2 separate regions of the Homo sapiens genome follow, and region 2 is linked to region 1. Evidence: chromatin loops called from intact Hi-C (ENCODE). Cell type or tissue: endothelial cell of umbilical vein. All regions are shown on one strand. Links, peaks and the distances in the headings refer to the core of each region. The heading gives the core; the rest is flanking DNA. Region 1 overlaps LINC03063 (long intergenic non-protein coding RNA 3063). Region 2 has its middle 110 kb from the start of LINC03063.

The links. A loop is a pair of places that touch in the nucleus more often than their neighbours do. Peaks named below come from ENCODE experiments on the same cell type or tissue, not always from the same donor. Only the 100,000 strongest peaks of a DNase experiment are listed, where the experiment ranks them.
Region 2: a loop joins it to region 1, with 7 times the contacts of the local background. A loop is called at or near these places in 3 of 110 quality-filtered maps.

What each region holds. Positions count from the first base shown.
Region 1 is chr2:37,580,594-37,592,025 of GRCh38, forward strand. All of the region lies in intron 1 of LINC03063 (long intergenic non-protein coding RNA 3063), which reads left to right. Among named protein-coding and RNA genes, the nearest start is that of LINC03063, 24 kb to the left of the region's middle. In endothelial cell of umbilical vein, for the core only: no CTCF peak of the experiment used is centred there; DNase peaks (open chromatin) are centred at 3,488, 4,828 and 5,848; H3K27ac peaks cover 3,989 bases.
Region 2 is chr2:37,449,533-37,460,964 of GRCh38, forward strand. No RefSeq gene overlaps it. Among named protein-coding and RNA genes, the nearest start is that of LINC03063, 110 kb to the right of the region's middle. In endothelial cell of umbilical vein, for the core only: no CTCF peak of the experiment used is centred there; DNase peaks (open chromatin) are centred at 5,729 and 8,269; H3K27ac peaks cover 4,250 bases.

The DNA of each region.
Region 1 (11,432 bases), core at 1,162-9,161:
ATGTTGAGGTTTTAGTGGAAGTCACTCTTCAGCAAGTGGAAGAAATGCCTGCTATAAAACAGCTTTTATTCATTTGGTCACCAGAAAGGAAGAATACTTACTAATATTCCAGTGGAAACTTACAAAATATTAAATGATAACAGTGATGGCTGCAAAGAGAAATCTTGTTGGTCTCAGCATCACATTTATGATTATAGAGGATTCTTTAGGATTTTATAGAAAAAATATTTAAACTAAAGTCTATTTTTAAATATCTGATTCTAATTTTTATAAAATAGAAATTTGTTCATTGCTCATGCTCTTCAAACATTTGGACCATGTAAGAAAGTGGTTGTAATACTGGTCAAGTGTCCTGCCATCAGCTGAAGCACAATCAGAGATCAAGCCTGAATTCCTCCACGACCATGTCCATTTAATTGTGCTGTGACATCCACTTAAATAGTCACATCGATGGAAAACCTTTAACATCATGCAAGTGAAATGTTACCTTGAAGAAAATTCCTGACATTTGTTTCATTTGGTTTGCTAGTGTCATTTCTCTTGAAAGACTTACTCATTTACCCTACACCTTTTCAAAATGGATCAAGTGGTTCAAACAGTGAAAAACAAACTGTTAACAAAGACTGAAAAACTCAAACCCATGCAAATGAATCAGTAACACATATGTTAGCCAAGAGGGCAAAACCATTTATTGTAATTAAACATTTATTTTTGTCCCGGGATTTCTGGTATCCAGGGCAAAAATGGTGGCATAAGAGGTGACAAAATTCTTATCTACTTGTATAAAGCATGCCAGTTCTTCAGGAAGGACAGCCTTTTTTCTAGTAATAAATTTAAAAAGGAATCTATGGTATTGGTGTGACTCAGGCTGATACTGGTCCTCTAAACAAAATTTTAAAATCTTTAAATGAGATTAAATACATTTTAGAAGTTCATGTTTTCTGCGTTAATCAGAACAGACTGAGTCTTGCTGTGGTAACAGATCTTCAAATCTCAGTGGCTCAACCCAGGAAATTTTTATTTGTTGCTCACGTCATAGCGTGATGCTGGTAACATGAATTTCCTGGGTCACTGTCATTTAAATAGAAACTCGGGGATCTGTTCTCCTTCCACCTTGTAACTCTAATTCTGTCAACTGGTAATCCATCTTTTCCAGCATACAGATAAGGGAGAGAGAGGATGAGGGGGTGGGGAGGATTGCACGAGACACTTTAGAGACCAGGCCTGGAAGAGAGACATGTTATTTCTACCCACATACCATTGGCCAGAATGCAATCGCATCCCTCTAATATTGTCCACAAGGGCAATGGGAATATATGGTATTCCTCTGTTCCTGGAAGGAAGAAAGGGGATGAATGGGCATCTGGGCAACTTCTGCCGTGTCTAGTATTCACCTTAGAGCTTTCCCTCCTCTCATCTTTAACTCTGTTTCAAAACACTTTGGTCCCTGAGGGTTCCCTGGGACAAGGAATTATGTCCACCAATTATACAAATACAAAGTAAAATTATATTAGTATAATTTATAATGAAAAAATTTCTTTGTACCAGTCAACTGAATACTAAATATTGGGGCAATTTTTGAGCATGTTTCTATAAGTGATGAACCTTTATGAACTTAAAATGAGTCTATATATATATATATATATTCAATAAAATGAAATGACTGTTCTCTTCGTCATCATCTGGAGCAGCTCTGATTTTAATTGATTCTATATTGGAGGGCCCAGGTAAGATTCTTTCATGTAAGAATTCCTCTTCTGAAAAAAAGGTTTGAGAAGCGTCGGATTCAGATAGCATGCTCCCTTGGCTCAGGCGAAAGTACCCTCAAGGATCAGAACCATCTTCCACTAAAGCCGGGAGCTAGACAGGATATTTTCACAAAATCCAAAGAGAGAGCGTCATGGACCTCAGGGAGGAGCAAACCTATTACAGAAAAGGGAGCTTTTTCATCACATCTGTATTATTCTTCGTTTGAGCCCTGAGTCAGCACCAACTGAAGCTTCAGTTGACCTGAAACACTGTGCTCGGCGGAGTTTTGGAAAATTAATCAGCTTACATTCAAGAACACTTACATCCCTACACGTTCATTTTATAACGTTTCACACCCATACATTTGGCTTTGAGGTCTGCTTCATTCAGATACATATTGGAAAGCCCTGAATTCCTATCACAGCCAGGATTTTCTTCAGCTCCAGGGATTTGTTTGGTTTTGTGCCATTTTATCCCGAGTTTTATTCCTTCCATCTGATTCAAATGTTTTATTACCCACTCATCGTTGTTCTTAACGGGGGAAAAAAGAGAAAAGAAGCTGCAAAACTGCACCTCTCTTAAAACAGGAAAACGTTCTGGTTTGAATTTCCTGTCAGATTTTGGGCAGGTTAGTTGGCAACTGGTGATTTGGACACATTTCAGATTTCTGAGTACATTTCACAGAGAGCTTTATTGGCTCCCTCTGGACCCCCGTTAGAGAACAGCGAGATGCAGGGCTCAGCTTAATCACCATGCTTTCATTAGCCAGCTGCTCTGTGCACATCACCAAGTGCGTGATCTTCATCATCACACGCTTTTTACTCTATCTGCGAGCTTGGAAAAGGGACTCATCACCATCAGCATTTTACAGTTGCGGGGAAATGGAGCTTGTGAAGAAAGCCTGATTGTCAAATGCAGTCCCCGTGATGTCAGCTACTACCTTTCTGCTGTTGTCCTAAGAAGCTTTTTAAAGAGAAGATTTTTAGATATACAAAAAGGTTACAAAGATAGTGGAGAGAGTTTCTGTATACCCGACTCCCAGTTTACCGTGTTGTTAACATCTTACACCACTATGGTCCATTTTTCACTTTAATGAACCCATATTGACACATTATGATTATCTAAAGTTCATACTTTATCGGGAGTTCCTTAGTTGTGACTAATGTTCTTTTCTGTTCCAGGACATCTGATCCTGGGCCCCACATTACATTTAGTTCTGATATCTCCTTTCCTTAGTCTCTTCTGCCACTGTACTTTTGCTTTGGTGTGTGTGCGTGCACGTGTGTGTGTGTGTTTGTACTAGCTTGTGATGTAATATGCAGGTCTTGGCCTGCCAAATGGAAAGCCAGTGGTATACAGCAAATTATAGTTAACCACTCATTAAGTTGGTAGCCATAATTGAAAAGAGAATATTAAGGAATATGCTAAATATTAGAAGTATTTTGGATGCTAGTTTGTTACAATTAAAAAATGGAGAGGAGACAGTTATATTTACAGAAAACTAAACAGCAAATAGAAGATATCCTAGAGATGCAGAGAATTCAGGCCTAAATACCATTCATTCAGATCTATAGAGACCTATAGGGTTCCCAAAGCAAGCACTAATGTGTTTCTTCTAGTGATTGTTCATTTCTTTCAGGAATGCTGTTTGTCTTTTGTGACTCATAGCAGCCACTTTTACTGATTTTTTTTTTTTTTGGAATGTCAGATGTAGTGAGCTGCCTGGGCTAAAAAGAGTTTGGTACGCAGATTTGGGCTTCATTGGCTGTTTCCCATGGGAAAGTTAGTTGATTAGATTAAAGATGAAAGACTGTCCCAGTCAGCTGTTTAGGCCATACACAGATGGAAGGAATCGGGGAAGGCAGGGTGTACACATTTGCCATGATACTCAGCCCAGATAATTTAATATGAATTTCCCCCCTTTGTTGGTGAGGGGTTGGGAGTGATAAGGTCGAAGGCGTAAGAAATCTTAAAGTATTTGTTAGTGCCGATGGTGTAACCTCTAATTCAACAAAGTACTGCACATAGGGTGTCCTTGTAGGCTTTGGGAAAATTTTAGAAGAGAAGGAAAGAGAGAGAGAGAGAGAAGAAAGAAGCAAAAAGAGAAGAGAGAGTGAGGGGAGAGAGAAAGAGAGAGAAAGAGAAAGGATTAAATGTTTCTGGCATGCTGAGAATGAAATCCCTATGGGGTAGACAGAATTTGACTGAGATAAGCCATCTTTTATGTTTCAAGCAAAAGTGAACAGAGTCCATACACTAAGCAGGTGTCAGTAGAAAGGAATTAGGTCTGTGTTTTAATTTTAAAAATTAATTTCCTCACCTTAGAATCCAACGGTGGAAGGAATTTTCAAACACTTTACATCTTTCTGCTTGCTTCCAAGCAGGCAACTCAGTCACACCCAGCTGTTCCTTTTTACTCACTGTCTTCTTGATTTCCTAGGTCTTTTTCATTTTTGCAATTAAAATGACACGATCACTTGGATAGATTAGTTGAAAAAATTAAAACAGGACAATGGCCATTCTAAATTGTACAATTGCTTGATTAAACATTGATTGAATAGTTTGTGGCTTATTCAGTTCATTCATATTTATTCTCCCTGACTTTCTTCCCTGCCAACTTTTGACTATCTTACTGATTTATGAAAGTAGAGAGGGAAAAAGAAGAAAACAGGTGAAATCATTCTGCTATTTGCTAAGTGATCTGGTAACTTTGGGGTAGGCAATGGTATTGAAAAGGTAGAATGATACATTTGTATTCATTCTTTCTCAAAATCATGAGAAGATTATTTCTAATTTGGGGATATCTGCCACCTCCTCCCCCAAGTGATAATAAACACACACACACACACACACACACACACACACACAAACAAACACACACACACACACACACACTCCTCAAATCTTCAGGTGGAACAGACTTGGCCCTACTATCTCAGCACCTCTTTGGCTTTTCATATTTACTTTCAGTTTATAAAGACACATGTGCTGTTTCCAATCTGCTTAGGGTTGGTGTTTCTGTTGGGAAAGTAAATGGCAAAAGGACCACATGACTGCCAAGGGTAAACACTGCTGAAGGCCACAGCTGCTGCTTAAGGGGGAAGGCGTGGGCTGGCTGGAAAGTTAAGGCAACATGAGGAGGAGAGGTTAGAGATGGGGTGAGAGAAGAAAGACCTGCCCCTCTCCACCTGCCTCTGCTCATTTCCTTCAGGAAACAGACACCAAGATGGAATTAGGAATGCAAAACGTTGACTAGGGGGTGATGCCTGTGAAGGATAAAGGGAGAGGGAGCAGGAACAGGTGGGACAAGTCTCAGACCATGATGCAAGTCTCACATCTGTAAAGGGAGAGCAGGAAGGAAGAAGAATCGGGCAGGTAGAGTTTCAGCCTGCAGGGCAGCTCTGAGAAAGTCTTGGCTAGGCTGATAGGGACATCCGAAGCAACAGTTTCCCAGTAGGGCAGGCATGCCCAGCCCTAGCAGACTCCTACCTCTGTCCCCTCTCCCCATGCTCAATCATTGGCTAGGAGCAGCTCTGGAGAAGCGTGGCCCTGGTATGGATGCTGTAATGGATCCCACAGCTGTGACAGCTGTAGGGTGGCAGATAACTACACTTCTCACTAAATATTATCTTTTTAAAAGTTGTTTATAGTTTTAAATTTATTGTTTATGTTTAAGGTGTACAACATGATATTTTGATATGCATATACACACTGAAATGATCACTACAGTCGAGCAGATTCTCTCTTAAAGGGAGATCTGAGCAGCACCTCCTCATGGATGCCACACCCATGAGTCTTATTATAATAGTAACGACACTTACAAAAGGCAAGAGAGGGCAGCATGCCTGGTCACATTGCTACCATTTACCCTCACATCGTATTGATCACAAGAGCCACAAAACTGAGTTATAGTTTCCTTTTAGCTCTTAAAATCCTAAGGCACCTTGCAAAAGTTAGCCTGACCCAGTTTAGTTTCTTCTAGCTGTCACATGTGGTCCAAAAACCATCTAGAACGATTTGCAGCATGCTGACTCAACTTGTCGGAGCCGGAAGCCCCTTGGCAGACACGAGAACTATCTCATCTCTCAGATCTGTGTGGAAAGGGAAATTGATTCACTGTTTTCATTCCTTTTTCTTTTTCTGAGGTTGCTTCTAAGTGCTGGAGGGTGTTGGCTTTTCTATGACTCAGAAGTATAAATCTTTTCCTAAGGTGAAAGATTAATTTTCAGAATGGAGGAAAAAATCCTTCCTAGTTTTATACTTTAAGTATGAGAATTGGTTACACAGGGGCAGTTGATCCAGAATGTTACGTTGAAGGGGGGAGATAGGAGCATGACTGAACTATAAACCAAAAGGGGGTTTCTAAACACCTCTCCGCAGGTAAATTCAGCTTTGGAAAGAGCTTTTCAAAATCATGAGGCTATGATAGTTCAATTTAGCCTATCATAAAAATCATCTGCTTATTTACTTTGACCAACACATTCATATCCCCTCCTTGTTTTCTGCCTCTCTGAGTCCAGAGAATGAAATTATCTTCATGTGAGTAATAAATTGGAGACTGACAAGTCAAAGACACAAAGGGACATGAAATTCCACCTGTGGATTAACAATTGGCCTCTCCCAGAGTTTAAACTTTTCCAGATGCAAATTCCAGAGTGGGATGAGATATTCCACAGTCGACATTTGGGACAATAGCACTTGTAGACACTCAGGGAATAAACATTATGTAGTTGATGCAGTCAGGTCTATTTCATTTCAGTAAGGAAGGTGGCCAAGCTTCCATGGTGAAGGGTGGTGAAAGTGGGTGTTGTGAAGATTGAAAACTATTCAGTTTTGCTGAAGACAGATTCTGTGTTTTAGATTTCCTGCTGTCTCACTAAGCTTTCCTGAGCTTCCTGGGGTCGGGGGCAGGGCAGAAAGCCTGTCAATAGAAAAGGAGACAGGACTTGTTAAGTTTATTTCAAACCCATTGCTTCACTTCTCATAAGCTATTTTCTACCCCTATTTTTTAAGATCAAGGTACAGTCATGCAGGGAATTTGTTCCAAGGCTCCAGAAGATCCCAAAATCCTGGGATGCTTAAGTCCCTGGTAGAAAATGGCATAATATTTGCATACAACCTATGTACATCCTCCCACATATTTAAAATCATCTCTAGATTACTAATAATACCTAATACCATGTAAATGCTATGTAAATGGTTGTTGTAGTATATTGTTTTTGATTTGTGTTATTTTTTATTTTCCTCTCCTCCCCACACATATTTCTATGAACAGTTGATTGAATCGGCAGATGGGGAACCACTGATATTGAGGGCCTTGGGTATATGGTCCTATCCTTTGTTCGTCACTGATTCATTCTTTTGGTTTTGTTTTGTTTTTTTGAGACAGAATCTTGCTGTGTTACCCAGGCTGGAGTAGAGTGGTGCAATCATAGCTCATTACCGCCTTGACCTCCTGGGCTCAAGTGATGGCATCCACCTCAGCCTCCTGAGTAGCTAGGACTATAGCTACCACACCTGGCTAATTAAAAAAAATTTTTTTTTTGTAGAGATGGGGGTCTTGCTATGTTGCCCAGACTAGTAAAAAACTCCTGGCCTTGAGCGATCCTCCTGCCTCAGTCTCCCACAATGCTAGGATTACACGTGTGAGTCACAGTGTCTGACCTGATTTCATTCTTAGTGATTGCATGGTGGATATCATGGCTTACAGTGGTTTTCATTTTTTTTTTTTAAGTAGTGGAGCTCTTGCTTCATAGAAATATAAAAGATAGAAAAGTGAGGATGGAGAGTCTGACTCTCTGTCTTGCCAGTTTCTGCTTTAGGCATCTCCACAGACACCCAAGACTTTATGGGACATAGCTTGAAAGTTACTCTTAAAGTGAAAAAAGGTGTTGAATGTGAGTTTAGGCCTAGAACATAGAGTCTAGTTCTAGTTCTATTATTATTTAGTTTTTGTAACCTTGTGTACATAACAATAGCAATAACGGTAGTAATAGAGTACCCTGTAAATGCTTATGGTTATAAGAAAGGTTGTTATAATTAGTAACTAGATATGGGGTCACAGAACTGGTTTGGTGACTCACCAGCTAAGTGAGCCTGAGCAAGTCATTTATAAGGGAGTTACTTTTTAAATTGTGACATGAGAAGGTTGGACTTGCTTCCCTCCAATCCGTTCTCCACTCTCTATCCAGAGTGATCTTTCTGAAATGTGAATCCGATCCATGTCCCTCCTTTGCATCCACCTGTTCGTTGGCTCCGCATGATGTCTAGGATAAAGCCTCCCTCTTTAGCATGACATATGGTTGTCCTTGCTCACCTTTCTTGAGTGGCATTTTCTTTACTCTTTCCCTGCCCCCACCATACACACCGTATGCTTGGATGCATACTCACTGAATAATGTGAAGCTGCTGTATGTGTTATGCTCTCTCTCACCTCTACATCTTTGCTCATGCTGTTCCTTATAACTGGAACAGACTTTTTCCTACCTGTCTTCTTTTCGCCTATCAGTTTCTTTCTCATCCAAACTGGATGTCACCCTCCAGAATGCTTTCTTTGATCCCCCCAAACTGACTTAAATGCTTCCTGTATGTTTCCCTTTAGCCTGTATGTTGTGTTGCATTAATAATTCCTGTCCTGTTCGGGTTTGCCCCAGTTGGCTGTAAGAAACTAGAAACTGTGCTTTAGTCATTGTCATATCCTGAGGCCTTAACACAAGCCCCCCTATAATGGATTCAAATATTTGTTAAATGAATTAAAGATTATTTGATTCTTCTCTGAATCTCAGCTTCCTCATTCCTTATATGAAACTAATATGTATCTCCCAGATTGTGATGAGGATTACAGGCACAAGATACGAGAAAAAGCTTGCTGACAGAAATCACTATACCTGTATAAGATAGGAGGGGAGGGCTTGCCTTACTTTTTGGTCTGTAGTTTCCTCTATACAAGTGTTTGGTGAACTGTGACCTACAGGCCAAATCTAGACCACCTCCTGTTTTTGTACCACCCATGAGTTAAGAATGGCTTTTAGATTTTTAGGTAGTTGGATACAATCAAATGTACAAATGCAGATTGTATGAAATTCAAATTTCAGTGGCCATAGATTTAGTGAGTAAGGATTAGTCATGCTCATTTTTTCGGTTATGGCTACTTTCGTATTACAGTGGCAGAGCTGAGTACCTGTGACAGGCTTTCTTACTCTAAACCAAAACTTCTTCTCTCCCCTCACTGTCCAACCCCTGCTTTGGGCCTTGGTTCTGCTTTGATTTCTAAGCCTTAGGAACACTTGATAATTTCTCACGCACCTAGAAAGAACCAGTAACTTCTTATTTATGCTAAAACAACCATATGGGTATATACACAGAACGTAGGATACTTCTCCAAAGATATTTTGTATTTGGGCACGTATAATATGATGAATTTAGGAACAAAATTACTGGGTTCTCCTGCAAACTATCTCATTACGCAGGTTATTTGTTAAAGGAAGGGCTCCTTATGGTTTTCTCTGATGAATATTTGAGTGTGAAATTTGTTCAGATGGGTATGAATTTTTTCTCTGCATAAGGCTTTTTATTTCTTTTTTAAAAAATAATTAATGGAAAGAAGCTAAAAGCAAAAGCCGTTCTCATTTTAAAAATGAGGTGTTGAAAGCATTAACATTAGAATAGATTCAGTTACAGAGTTGGAAGTGAAGAAAGAGAGAAAGAGAGAGAGGGAGTGAGAGAGAGAGAGAAGCTAAGAAGTGTAATGGTCATCTAATGAGAAGATGGGCCAGCTAGAAATACTGTTAGGAAGCTGTGCGGAGAATAGCTCAGGGGTCAGCATAGCTCTGTAAGGGAGAGGCCCAAGGACATTTTTGTGGTAGTTTAATTGCTTCCTGCAGAATCCCTGTAACTGTTTGGCATCTGAACTTCTCCTGTTCTGTCTTCGCTGTCTGTGTGGTATAGCTGGGATTGTACGTGAAAGAAAACTTAATACACCCTATCTACACAGAGGAACATGGTGTCCCATCTCCCAGAAAAGAACCCAATGACCACTTGGACCCTAAGCTGCATTCCTGAGCTTCTCTGAGGATATAGTAAACAAGTTGTCAGGATCCAGAGATTCATGAAGAGAAGCTTCAACATTGTGAAATACTGTTGACATCTTGGTTGCTCTATTTGGCACCAAATCACACTATGAGAGAGAACAATGATTTTGACAATGTTATAGACTGGTCTAACCACAAAACCCACCAACTCCTCTCCTCTCCGCCTTCTAAAATTGCTCCAACAAGATATAAAACCCTAACAAATGCAGTATTCTAAAATGATGGAAAACCAAATATTAAGGTCAGAGGGGATGGTATAAAGCACATATGTGAGCTTTCCGTCTGACCAAGTTCATAACACAGGTTCTGTGTATAAATTCACAATTTGAACTGATAAACTGAAGTTATGCTACTCTGAGTTGGTTTTGGAAAAATTACATATACTTACATGTATCTGCTACAAAGTATTTAATTTTTTAACTCCTTAATTTGAGGGTTTCTCTTTGATTTTGAGGGTATGCTTAACCCACCTTGAATATTTCTAGTATTCCCCCACCTTTTTTTTTCCTTTTTGCAATGCTTTTAAAAATAAGTTTACATTATATCAACTAGAAACATGTGCTTCAATTTCATCTGCCTTGGTACTTCTCCTTACGTAGAACATAGTAAATTTTTGGTGCCAATAAACATTTTCCTTTTAGGGAAAGGGACTAGATTTGTGGTGCAGAATCCCATTAACCTATATTGAAACCAAGTATCTGGGAAATGCTTCTTATGTACTGTATCTGTTCACTGGAAGAATGTCTTTGTTTTATGTGTCCAGTTACAATTTAGTTCATAATAAAATGATATTTTTCCAGATATCAGCTTGCCAGAACCCATTGTTTTCTTTTTGCTAATGTAAACTAAGTAGATGTAGTTGACTGATTATTAACCAGCAGTTTTCAGATGTTGCTTCTTTTCCCTCCTAAATGAATCCCTATCTAAACGAGAAATGGGCAACAATTTTTCTATTGAAACCCAGAAAACCATAGAGGAAATATCAAATAAGAACACCCCCCTCTGAAAAATCAAGACAATAAAGAAAAAACTAGAAACTAGTTTATTAATGCATTTTTAATGTAAACACACAGAAATATACAAAAAAATAGCAAGCATCCATATTTTCAGTTCCCAGTATTAAATATTTACCTTGATATATTCTTATGCTTAAAAAAAAATACTAGGCTGGGTGCAGTAGCTTACTTCTGTAATCCCAGTGCTTTGGAAGGCTGAAGCAGGAGGATTGCTTGAAGGCCAGGGGTTCTAGACCAGCCTAGGCAGCATAGCAAGACCCCATATCTGCAAAATAATCTATTATTTTTGTGGAAACATGTGCTTATTATAACAAATTCAAAAGACAAAAAAAATTGCTCTGAATCCTACTGCTTAGAAAAAATTCACTGTTACCATGAGAGGAACATGATTTTACAGTCCATCTTTTTATGCATACATACTGTTTGACTCCTCCAAACCTCAAGTTGAAATTTGGTCCCTGGTGTTGGAGGTGATGCTTAATGGGAGGTCTTTGGGTCTTGGGGACAGATCCCTCATAAATAGATTAGTGCCCTTCCTGGGAGAGAGTGAGAGAGTTCTCACTCTGTTAGTTCCTACA
Region 2 (11,432 bases), core at 1,809-9,808, 130 kb before region 1:
TCAGTCAAAAGCTACCTTCTAATGGGAGGTGGGTGTGACAGAAGTCGTTCTTGGGGATTTTAAGTAACAAATGCTAAGCTGAAATGCTTTTCTGAGAAATCTTTGAGCAGAGCTGGTTCTTTCCTTAGACCGCTTACAAAGTTTGCAAAATAACAGGTGTTGGCTGAGAGATGAAAAGTGTGTTTATAGGTCTCAGTATTTTCCTTCTTATATCCCTCAAACCTTTCACCTTTATAAGGGCTGTCATCCTGGAATGAGACCCAGGCAGCCTTCCTTCCTGGACGCCAGCTGAAGGATCTCTAGTTGCCATCCACGCCCTGCCTCCCCTTCTTGGAGCTGGTGATTTACTGCTGTAGTCTGAACGTTGGAGAATGTTCTTAATGAGCCTTACGACTGGGGGCTGTGCTTGGAGCTGCCTCTAACCACAACTATTCTTAGTAAAAAAAAAAAAAAAAAAAATTACCAGAAAACTAAGACCCCAGAAGAGGACCTCTGATGGGATGGTGGGTGTTTGAAAAAAAGAGGCAGGGTAGCATTCCTGGTTATCCGTAAATTAAAACAAACAAAGGCATATCACATCCAACTGTAGTCAATTGCTCCTATAAGAGAAGGAGTGTAATTCAAAGAGGTTTATGTATTTTGGCGGAGGATGGAGTGTGTGTGGGAGTTTGAAAGCATAGAATAACATGACCAGGAACTAGCTCCAGTGGCTGGGCAGCTCGTGCTTGCTCACTGCATCCGGCTAATGTACCTGGAGCCAATCTTTTTTTGCCTCCTTTATCCCTATTTGATCTCTTCCATGTCTGAGGCACCAAGGGGTGTTGGAAGAAAGGCTGCATGTTTCTGAGATAACATCTTATGTTTTCACAATTAGGAACCATTTTAAAGCATAGTTGAATATTGTACTCTTACTCTCGCTTTTTTTTTTTTTTTTTTTGACAAGGTCTCACTCTTGACCAGGCTAGAGGGCTGCGACATGATCATAGCTCTCTGCCGCCTCGAACTCCTAAGCTCAGGCAATCCTCCTTAGTAGTTGGGTCTACAGGTGCATGCCACTGTGCTTGGCTATTTACTTTTTGTAGAGTTGAGGGTCTTGCTATGTTGTCCAGGCTAGTCTCAAACTCTTCAGCTCAAGTAATCCTCCTGCCTTGACCTCCCACAGTGTTGAGGTCATACATGTGAGCCATGGTGCCTAGTTCTATCTTATTCTTATACCAAGCCTGTGAGCAAACATAGGATTTATCTCCATTATATATATATAAGACAGTAAAACATAGAGACGTTAAGATCTTATGCCTGAAATTATAAAGCAAGTTAATGGCAGAGCCAGAGGGGACTTGCCTTTCCAGTTAGGGGGCCCAGGCTTTTCTAATCTAGGACTCTCTGGGTTGCTACACTAACTTCCTGTGCTTTAACATTTCAAATGAAAAAGGACTGAGTTTTGGTCACAATGATCCACTTACTGCAAGTTGAATCAAAATCATTAAATGTGTTTATTAGAACACTTTTTTTGAGTCACCTTTCAGCTCCAGGGCTTAGGTTAGGATTGTGAAAATAAATGAAGACCCCTCAAATTAGAACAAGCAAAGGCTACTTACACATAACTCGCTCTCATGAGGGAGTCAGTCACCATCACTCATATTTGGCAGAGACTCCAAGGCAGGCAGAGGAGCAGGAAAGTTTCATGGTAGAACAAGGCGAAGACCTTAAGTACACCTTGATGAGGCTATTAGCATGGGGAAGTTACAGGTGGGCTAACTGAAGTGGGCATCCCATGTGATTAGTTAAGGGTGCTTATTTGGTTTTCTCCAGCTGGTCCTAAATTGGAAGTGGGAACAAAAATGAGGGAAGCAGTGAGTATCAAGTGTCGAGTCCTGGCCCTTTTGGATCAATTGCTATAGGGATTATTGTCTGGCTTTCTGGACTGGTTACTACAAAGAGTAGGTTGGCTTCCTGCACTGGTTGCTGCAGGTTATGGGTTACAGTTTTGTTGTTGTTGTTGTGGTTGCTTTTTGAGACACAGTCCCACTCTGTTGCCCAGGCTGGAGTGCAGTGGCTCGATCTCGGCTCACTGCAACCTCTGCCACCCTGGTTGAAGGGATTCTTCTGTCTCAGCCTCCCGAGTAGCTGGGATTACAAGCTCCTGTCACCTTGCCCGGCTAATTTTTGTATTTTTAGTAGACGTGGGGTTTTACCATCTTGGCCAGGCTGATCTTGAACTCCTGACCTCGTGATCCACCTGCCTCGGCCTTCCAAAGTGCTGGGATTACAGGCGTGAGCCACTGCGCCGGCCTACGGTTTTATTTATGTATATATTCTAGCCATTGTCCCTTTGTATATTCAGCTTCTCAGGATTGAGAGGGAGTGAAGGAATAGGGAGGGGATCTGGGAAGTGCATGGAAGTGAGGGTTCTGGCACCACCTGGGGGGTTAACACTTTGCCCCTACTTTTTTGGTCAGGCACTGTTGGTGGTTATCAGGAGATAGAAGGGGTTGAGAAATACTCCTGTAGTCTTAATATCCTCTCTCTTGCTTAATTTCATTTCATTTGACATTATTAGTTTCTGTTGTTTGACTTTTTTTTTTTTTTTTTTTTTTTCAAAGCGATGAGGTCTTGTTATGTTGCCCAGGCTGGTCTCCAACTCCTAGGCTCAAGCTACCCTCCCGCCTTGGCCTCACAAGTGACTGGGACTACAGGCGCACACCACCATGTCTGACTGAGAATGACTTTAATGCAGTAGACTACTGCTTATCATTTCCAAAGCAGTGAACTTTCAGATGCTATTAGCTAATGTGGACCCAGACCTCTGCCACCTGGTCCTGGATACTCTGGGTATTTCTCAATTCTGGTTCCTTGAAGAGATTCTACTTTGCAGGAATTGGAGAAGGTTTCTAAAAGGAAGGGACATAAGAAAGAAATTTTGAAGAATGGATGGCTTTTGGGGCAAGTTAAAAATGTGCTGGAAAGTGGAAAAGGCAGGGAAATAGGAGCAGTATGGGCAAATGTATGAAGTAGAAATATGTATTCACGGAATGGCAGATAGCCTGGTATAGGAATGCGATTGGTTTGGGGTGAGATTGGAGGGACCTTGAATGTCATTCCTAGGAGCTTGGGTTTTATATGTGTTGGAAGGCTTAGTGTTTTGAATAGGATCTGAAATCCAGCCCATCTCTACAAAATACAAAAAAATTTAGCCGGGTATGGTGGCGCACCTGTAGTCCCAAGTACTCAGGAGGTTGAAGTGAGAGAGAGTTGATTGTGCCCAGGAGTTTGAGGCTGCAGGGAGCCATGAACACACCACTGCACTCCAACCTGGGCAATACAGCAAGACCCTGTCTCCAAAAAGAAAAAAAAAAAAGATCAAAGTTGCATATTTAGGACGATTACCATGGCAAAAGAGTGTATGTTGACTTTGAAGAACCAGACGAGGTTGCAAGTGGTGGAAACTGATCTTAACTGCTTTCCATAATGAATAAGTAAATTTTAACAGAAATTAACACATCTTTTGAAAGGCAGCTGTCAATATACTTCCAATTGAATGTTTTGGGGACATCCAGCTTTCATATGGGTATAAATCATGAACCCACCCCAGATCCCACATGGAAATTCTGAAGCTATTCCTCAGGCTTAGCTGTGAGCCTGGGTGGAGTCATCAGTAGTCAATTTTAAAATGTTGCTGATAACAGGAAAGGCTAAGGGGGAGGAGCTATGAGAAGTGAAGGCAGGAAGTACAGGGAGCCAAGAAAGACAACTTGGTTTGTGTGGCAAACGGTAGCAGGGTATAGAATGAATGATTATACGGCAAAACAAGAGGAGAAACTTCAAATTATTCTGTTATAATGTGTCCTCACAAACCTTGGATTCTGTTTTTTTTTTTTTTTTTGTGATGGAGTCTCACTGTTGTTACCCAGTCTGGAGTGCAATGGTGCAATCCCAGTTCACTGCAACCTCCACCTCCTGGGTTCAAGCGATTCTTCTGCCTCATCCTCCCGTGTAGCTGGGACTACAGATGCGCACCACCACGCCCTGCTAATTTTTGTATCTTTTTTTTTTTTTTTTTTTTAGTAAAGACGGGGTTTTGCCATGTTGGCCAGGCTGGTCTCGAACTCCTAACCTCAGGTGATCCGCCCACCTTGGCCTCCCAAAGGGCTGTGATTACAGGCTTGAGCCACCGCACCCGGCCTAAATTCTTTTTTTAAAAAATTTTAAATTATGTCAAAATTTGACTAAATCTGTATTGACCGAAAATCTAGCTTTTTGGAACAAATGCTTAATATTAGATTATTTACTTGTCAGTGTTCTAAAAGGCTTCAAATAAGTGCATAATCTTTGACGTGATGCATGAATTAATCTTACTGAAACTATCAGATGAGTTTTCAAAGAAGTGTACATGAAGATGCTTATTATTTATAATGGTGAAAAAATGGACACAACAGGAAAATAATTAAATACATTATGATATATTTAAGCAATGGCATGCAATGCAGCCTTTAAGATGATATGACTATATGTTGACTTGGAAAGACATCCATGGCATGCTAAGGTTTTTTTTTATTATTATACTTTAAGTTTTAGGGTACATGTGCACAATGTGTTGGTTAGTTACATATGTATACATGTGCCATGCTGGTGTGCTGCACCCATTAATTCGTCATTTAGCATTAGGTATATCTCCCAGTGCTATCCCTCCCCCTTCCCCGCACCCCACAACAGTCCCCAGAGTGTGATGTTCCCCTTCCTGTGGCCATGTGTTCTCATTCATGGCATGCTAAGTTTTAAAGAAAGGAGGTATCCAAACTTTGGATATAATATGTTCCCATTTTTGTACTTTAAATATGTAAATATTCTTATATATAAACATCTGGAAGGCTACATAGCAAATGCTAACAGTGGTTTGATCTAAGCTATTTGACACAGGCTTCTCTATTTTCTTCTTTAAATTTCCCCTTATTTTCCGAAAAAAAAGTTTTTGCCATGAGAAAATAGAAATTCATTTTACAAGTTTACTTCTGTTAAAAGAAATAAAATGGTTAATTCTCGTGGAACATCTTTGGAATAAAAAGAGTGTTTACTCTTTAATAAACATATCTACATATTTATAAATATACAAATATTTATAAATTATATTAGTGTATATGTAGTATATGTGCGTTTGGGTTCCAGTGGCTAAATATACATGTCTATTTATATAAAGGCTATATATGCATAGTCTAGGAAATCTAGAAAATATGCTTTTTTGATGTGGTCAAATTTTCTTTTGTAAAAAGATTAAGTGACTCTGCATAATGGTGTGTTTTTTCCCTTAGAAATTCTAGTCCTTTCCAGGTGGGAAAAATCACTGCCTCGGCTCTGGATCTTTCAACCAAGGCTTGGAGAGTGGTTGCATAGCAACTACTGTTGGCGTAAATGACCAGTCTTGGTTCTCTGGGGGATGATATTGACTTGCACAATAAAATGATGCATTCAGATACTTTGCCAGCTATAATAGGATAAAAGAGCTAGGACCTTTTAGGAGCCATTTGAAAAAAGACTTGGTAAAATGGAGAGCTTCAGTTTGTTCCGTTGGAAATGATGAATCAAATACAGGACAGCTTTGAACAATGAAATTCAACAATGCAAATTCCTCAGGAAAGGAATCATTTCCCTTCTTTTCATCAACATTCATTAAGTTCCTACCAGGTACCAAGCTCTGTACTAGTTGCTAGGGATATAGTAATGATAACAAGCAGTCTCTACCATTTGGGAGCTTACAGGACAGTAGGAAAAACACAAAAGCTAATAACTCTAATACCTGATGCTAAGTGATCAAAGTATATGGGAGGATGTTATGGGACACAGAGAAAGCATATCCAGTGCTACCTTGGGATTGTTCAATAAGCCTTTCTTGAGCAGTGACTGTGTGTTTTGACATGGGGCTACAAAGATGAAAGAGACTTGGCGCCTGGCCATAAGGATTTAAAACCTGACAGAAGAGACATATAAACAATTCAATCTAATACAATGTGGTAAATGCTCAGCTAGCAGAGGGATTAAAGTATGAGAGCACAGAGGTAGAGATTAATGAATGATTTAATGCCTACTTAATACTCTATTGTTTGCAAAACCCTTAAACATACGTGATCTCATTTGATGTTTATGAACAGGTAGGATTTATCTTTCTCTTATTGATGAAGAAACTCAGGCTCAAAGATGTTGTGATTTGTCTAAGGTTGGTGTCATAGTCTGCTTGAACTGTTGTGATAAAATAAGACAGACTGGGTTACTTAAACAATAAAAATGTATTTTTTTACAGTTCTGGAGGCCAAAAGTCCCAGATCAAGGTCATATGGAGCTGGTTCCAGGTAAGGGTTCTCTTCCTGGCTTGCAGATGGCTACCTTCTGTTTGTGTCCTCACATGGTGGAGAAGGAGAGACAGTGAGCAAGCTCTCTAGTATCTCTTCTTATAGGGACATTAATCCTATGTGACCAGAGCCCCATCTTTTTGATCTTATTTAACTTTACTTCCAGGGAGGCCCCATGTCCAAATAGAGCCGTGCTGAGAGGTTAGGGCTTCAAAATAGGAATTTTTGGCGAACACAGACACTCAACGCATAAGAGTTGGGCTATGTACTTGGGGCTTCAGCCAATAAATCGGGTGTGTCTGTGTGTGTGTGTGTGTGTGTGTGTGTGTGTGTGTGTGCTTGTGTATTTCCTTCACCATATTAGATCTATGAGGCATTTTCTCCCAATGTGATGAATCTGTGACTCCCTCTTAACATTGAAGACATAAACAGGTCTGACATTTTGGGTCTCTGGCTACTCTTCCTTTCCCAGCTTATCTTTAGGACTTGCTGACATGCAGTCCTTTCTACAGTGCTCTCCTTGGGCTTATGCACAGTCCATCTGTACCCATTTAGGTCTTGTCACTTGGAATCTTCAGTTGTAAGGAGATCATGACCTGGAAGCTAGTTCTGTTTAAAAAGAATTGGGTGCCTGGGGCAGGTCCCCATTGCCCTATCCAGGATGAGACTGCAGCCTGCTCCAGGACCATTTAGAGAAGTAGGAAGGAGGTGGTAGAGGTAGCCAAGGCAGCAGCCAGGACTTACAGGGCTGGGAAGGGCATTTTGCCCAACAGCAGCAGCTGCCGTTACATGTTGGGCTTCCTGTCTTCTTACCCTCCCAATCAAGGAGCACAGCAAATGCTTCTTCCTGCCTGTGTGGGGCTGATGTGCCCACTTCCTGGCTTCCTCCAGCCTTGTGATCTTCAATCTTTGCTGCACATTCAAATTACTAGGGGGACATTTAAATACTATTAATGCTCACCTTATCCCCAGAGATTCTGATTTAACTGGAGTGGGACTTAGGGTCTCTAGTTTTTGAAAGCTCCTCAAGCGATCTCAACATGTTGCCAAGGATGAAAATTGGACACATTCCGTCTGCCCCGTTTTCAAGGGGGTGGGGCATATGCTGTGATTCCCAGGCTTCTACAGCCTCATCCAATTTGATTCTCTCAAGACCTGTGGGATAGAAGGTATCATGACCTTAGAGATGAAAGCCTGAGACTGCATTTGGCCTGTGAGCTGGGAGGGGTCTGTTAGTAGGCAGAAGGTTTAGGTAGAAACAAAGGCCAGACTTGCTATAAGGAAATCAGGAAGGAATGATATTGTTTTCTTGCTTTTTAAGGCAGACAGGATTTCATTCATTTGTTCATTGAACAATATTTATTGAACAGCTCCTCCATGCCAAGTGCTGCACCAGGGGATGGGTTAAGACGTAGCCCTTGACACGTGGCACCCTCTGGGGCTCAGCCTTGGGTAGCGATTCTTTGGAGAAGTGTGCATTGTCAGAGCATTGTGGAACTGGAAAAGACACTGCCAGGGACAGTTTTCTTCGCCTACATGACTCATATACTGAAAGAATGAAACTAATTTCTTCTTCCATTTAAAATTAAGCCTAGTCAGAATTTGTAATCTTGCTGGGATGTAAGTTTACAAGCCATAGCAAGGGATAATCATGGCAAATTTGAACTATGGCTTGATGACCAGGAAGAGAGAACATATCGCGCTAGACCCACGAATTCCACTGACGGCTCTGACACCCACGAAGTCCATCCATCTCTGTGCAGGGACATTCCACTAAACAAAGCCAATTGATATCTCACATTCTGAAGATTTTTCAAATATTATTACTAAGGCATTTTCCCTTGTTTTGTTTTAATTCAAGTGGGTTTTTATTTGAGACTTAGAGGTCATAAGTTTTATATCCTCAGGCTCGATTTAAAACCTGGCCACAACAGATAGTAAACAGCGGTCTCATTTTCTTGTAACAATAGTTCATGACATTGTGGTAAGAAACTACACTTGGCAGCTGAACATAACAAAAAACGCATGGTCTTTGGAGTTGAACTGGCCCAAATACGAATCCTGTTCTGTCATTTACTTTGTTGGGATCCAGGGCAAGTTACTTAAGCATTTTAAGCCTCTGTTTCTTCATTTTCAAAATGGGTATAGCAATGTGAAAGAGTATATATATGCCTTAAACAGTGGCTAGTATGTAATTGGTTTTTGAAAAATATTCCTTTCTCCATGTGTAATGACATGACACGTGGCACATCTCAGGACCCTGGTTTAAGGAGATGTGAAGCACATAGAAGGTCTTAGTTGAAATTTTGCATTGGAAAAGGAGATCTTATAATCTCCACCATGAATTATAAATATCTAAGGAAGAGAAACAGTGTGTTTCTTATGCTTGCAAATTGCCTTTAATCTTGTATGCTTGTGAATAGTTGAATGACAGGCAGACACAACGGCTTTACGTTCAAGTGACAAGACAAACAATAATACCTGTCAATAGAGACTTACCTCTGTGCCATACACTTTACATATCTTATTATTATTTTTTAAAGACAGAGTCTTGCTCTGTTGCCCAGGCTGGAGTGCAGTGACATGTTCACAGCTCACTGCAGTCCTGACCTCCTGGTCTCAAGCAATCCTCCCACCTCAGCCTCCTGAGTAGCTGGAACCACAGGCAAGCGCCACCACGCCCAGCTGATTTATTTTTATTTTTGTAGAGATGAGGTCTCACTATGTTGCCCAGGCTGGTCTCAAATTCCTGGGCTCAAGTGATCTTCCTGCCTCAGCCTCCCAAAGTGCTATTTTATCCTCATAATAACTTTTAAGAGAGGTGTTATCTCTATTTGCAAATAAGGAAACTAAACAGTAGTCAGGTTAATTGTCTTTCCCAAAGTTACACAACCAGTGGTAGAGGTGGGATTTTAAGCCAAAAATTGTCAGTAAATCATTGTAGATGGTGGCTATCATATTAAGAAGGCTATTTCTTGACTAAGCTCGGTCATGAGATTAGCATTCCAGTACCAACATGCTGGACACTTGCTGAATAGATGAACACATAGAATCAGTGCCTGCAAGCAGGGTGTGCCTAGTTATCCAGCAGGATGATTTCCTGGATGAGGGTTCGAGCCAAGTGAATGGGGTAATGGCCCCTAACAAACCCAGGGCCCTTGGGTCAGTGGCATCTACAATGCAATGATTACATGCTAATAATTTCAGTATTTGCATTATAGTTCAGGAAATAGAAGAACAAGTCTTTTCTTATTGCTTTGCCTTTGTTGGACATTTTGGTTGAGTACAATTTTTCCTTATCACCTTCTGAATACTTTCTGAAATACTTTCAACTGCAATTCGACTTTCAGTCTTTGCAAGTGTATCCATTGGGTGATATGTATGGTGTTATGACATTTATGTTCTAATGACACATAAGGGCTTCCAGATTTGTAGTAAGTCTAGAATTCATCTCCAGTGACTACACTGAGCAAAAACAGAATATGCACTTTGTAATGATAAAAATTCTTAGTAATGGTTCTGTAATTAGCCTAATGATTTCAACAACTGATCTTTAATATGCATGAGCTTAATTCCTGTTAAGAGCAGAAATCTCAGATTCCTCTCAAGGTCTCCCTTCATACTTATCTTCAGTAATTTAATAAATGTGTATGAGTCTATAGTTGCTCATGTTTTCTCCATTTATATGCATTTATCTGGGTCAGCATGTGGTTAGAGTGATGACATACAAAGGAAATTCAGGCCTCTTGTCTCAGAGCCAGAGGCCTGTATAAACATTCCTGTGTCTGAGATTTGGGGGTTGGAGAAGGTCTCTGGACCTGTCCCCTCAAAATGTCAGGAGCTTACTGCATCTCCCAAAAGGATAGTGCCTAGAAAATGTAGACTTTGTTGATAAAAAATACATAGTGATCATTACATTGACATTTGAAGTATCTGGTTCTTTTCAGATTAGGCAGATGATAGTAAAAGGTCATTGGTGGTGTTGATGAAGGAGAGAGTGGTTGATGAGTAGGATATTAATAATGGCCCTTTACTGAGGCAAGCAAACAGAACCTAACAGACAATATATAGGCAAATACTGTTAAAAACACGGCGACACAAAAACTCACAGGGCTCCACAGAAATACAAGCAAAAACAAACTCCAGACCTCTTGGCTTAACATAATTCCAGAAAAGACCCAGTAAGGATCTGGATAAAGTGTCCATGGCCAAGAGGAACTGAAAAAGTCAGATTCCAGGGGTCCTCACATTTCTGGTTTCCCATTAGATTTTATCTCCCATCTCAAGCAGTAGGATCTGGCAAGAGGGATACAAAAGACTCTGCAATTCAACTTTCAGAAGAGCTGGGGGAAGAAGCAAGGCCATGCCTCTCTGTTAGTAATCCTCTGTGCTTTAGACCACAGTGTGAGAATTTGGAGGTGAGAGGGCAAAAGGAGGTTGCAGCAGGAATCTTGGCCTGGGATCAGTTTGAGGGAGTTTTGCATAAAGGTATTTACTTTGGGAAGATAATATTAGCTCAATTATTTCCCATGGAAACTGGAAAATAAACTCCCACTTTAAACTAAACACATGCACATACTTAGTTTCTGTTTGCACTCTTTCCCTGACTAGTGAGTGAGAAAGGTCTGTGTGTGTGTGTCTGTGTGTGTGTGTGTGTGTGTGTGTGTGTGTGTGTGAGTGTGTATGCTTCTTTGTGGCCCTATTTTTGCTTTGCTTCAACTTATTTCGTCATTTCATGCTTGCTGCCTAGCAGACATGGATGGGTGGATTTTGATCAGAGTTAAAGGCAGTTTGCCCACTATCTGCCATGGTGGGACTTATGCCTGCCAGTCGGTAGGCCTCCCTGAAGTTCATCTTGTCTTGTCAAAATGCTGATGCATCAAGATTGATGTGTTTTGAGTAGGAATTATTTTTCAAAGCCTTGTTTGGGCCAGTTCTGGTCTGGTGCCATGTCTTACATAGTGTATATCATGAATCTTCACTGAGAAAGAAACAAGCCTGTGTTTCTGAAGTGTCCTTCAGCTTAGGTTTGCCCATACACTTTTGGTAAAATTCCTTTTCCAGAAGCCTCAGAGTGAGTCCAGGATACAG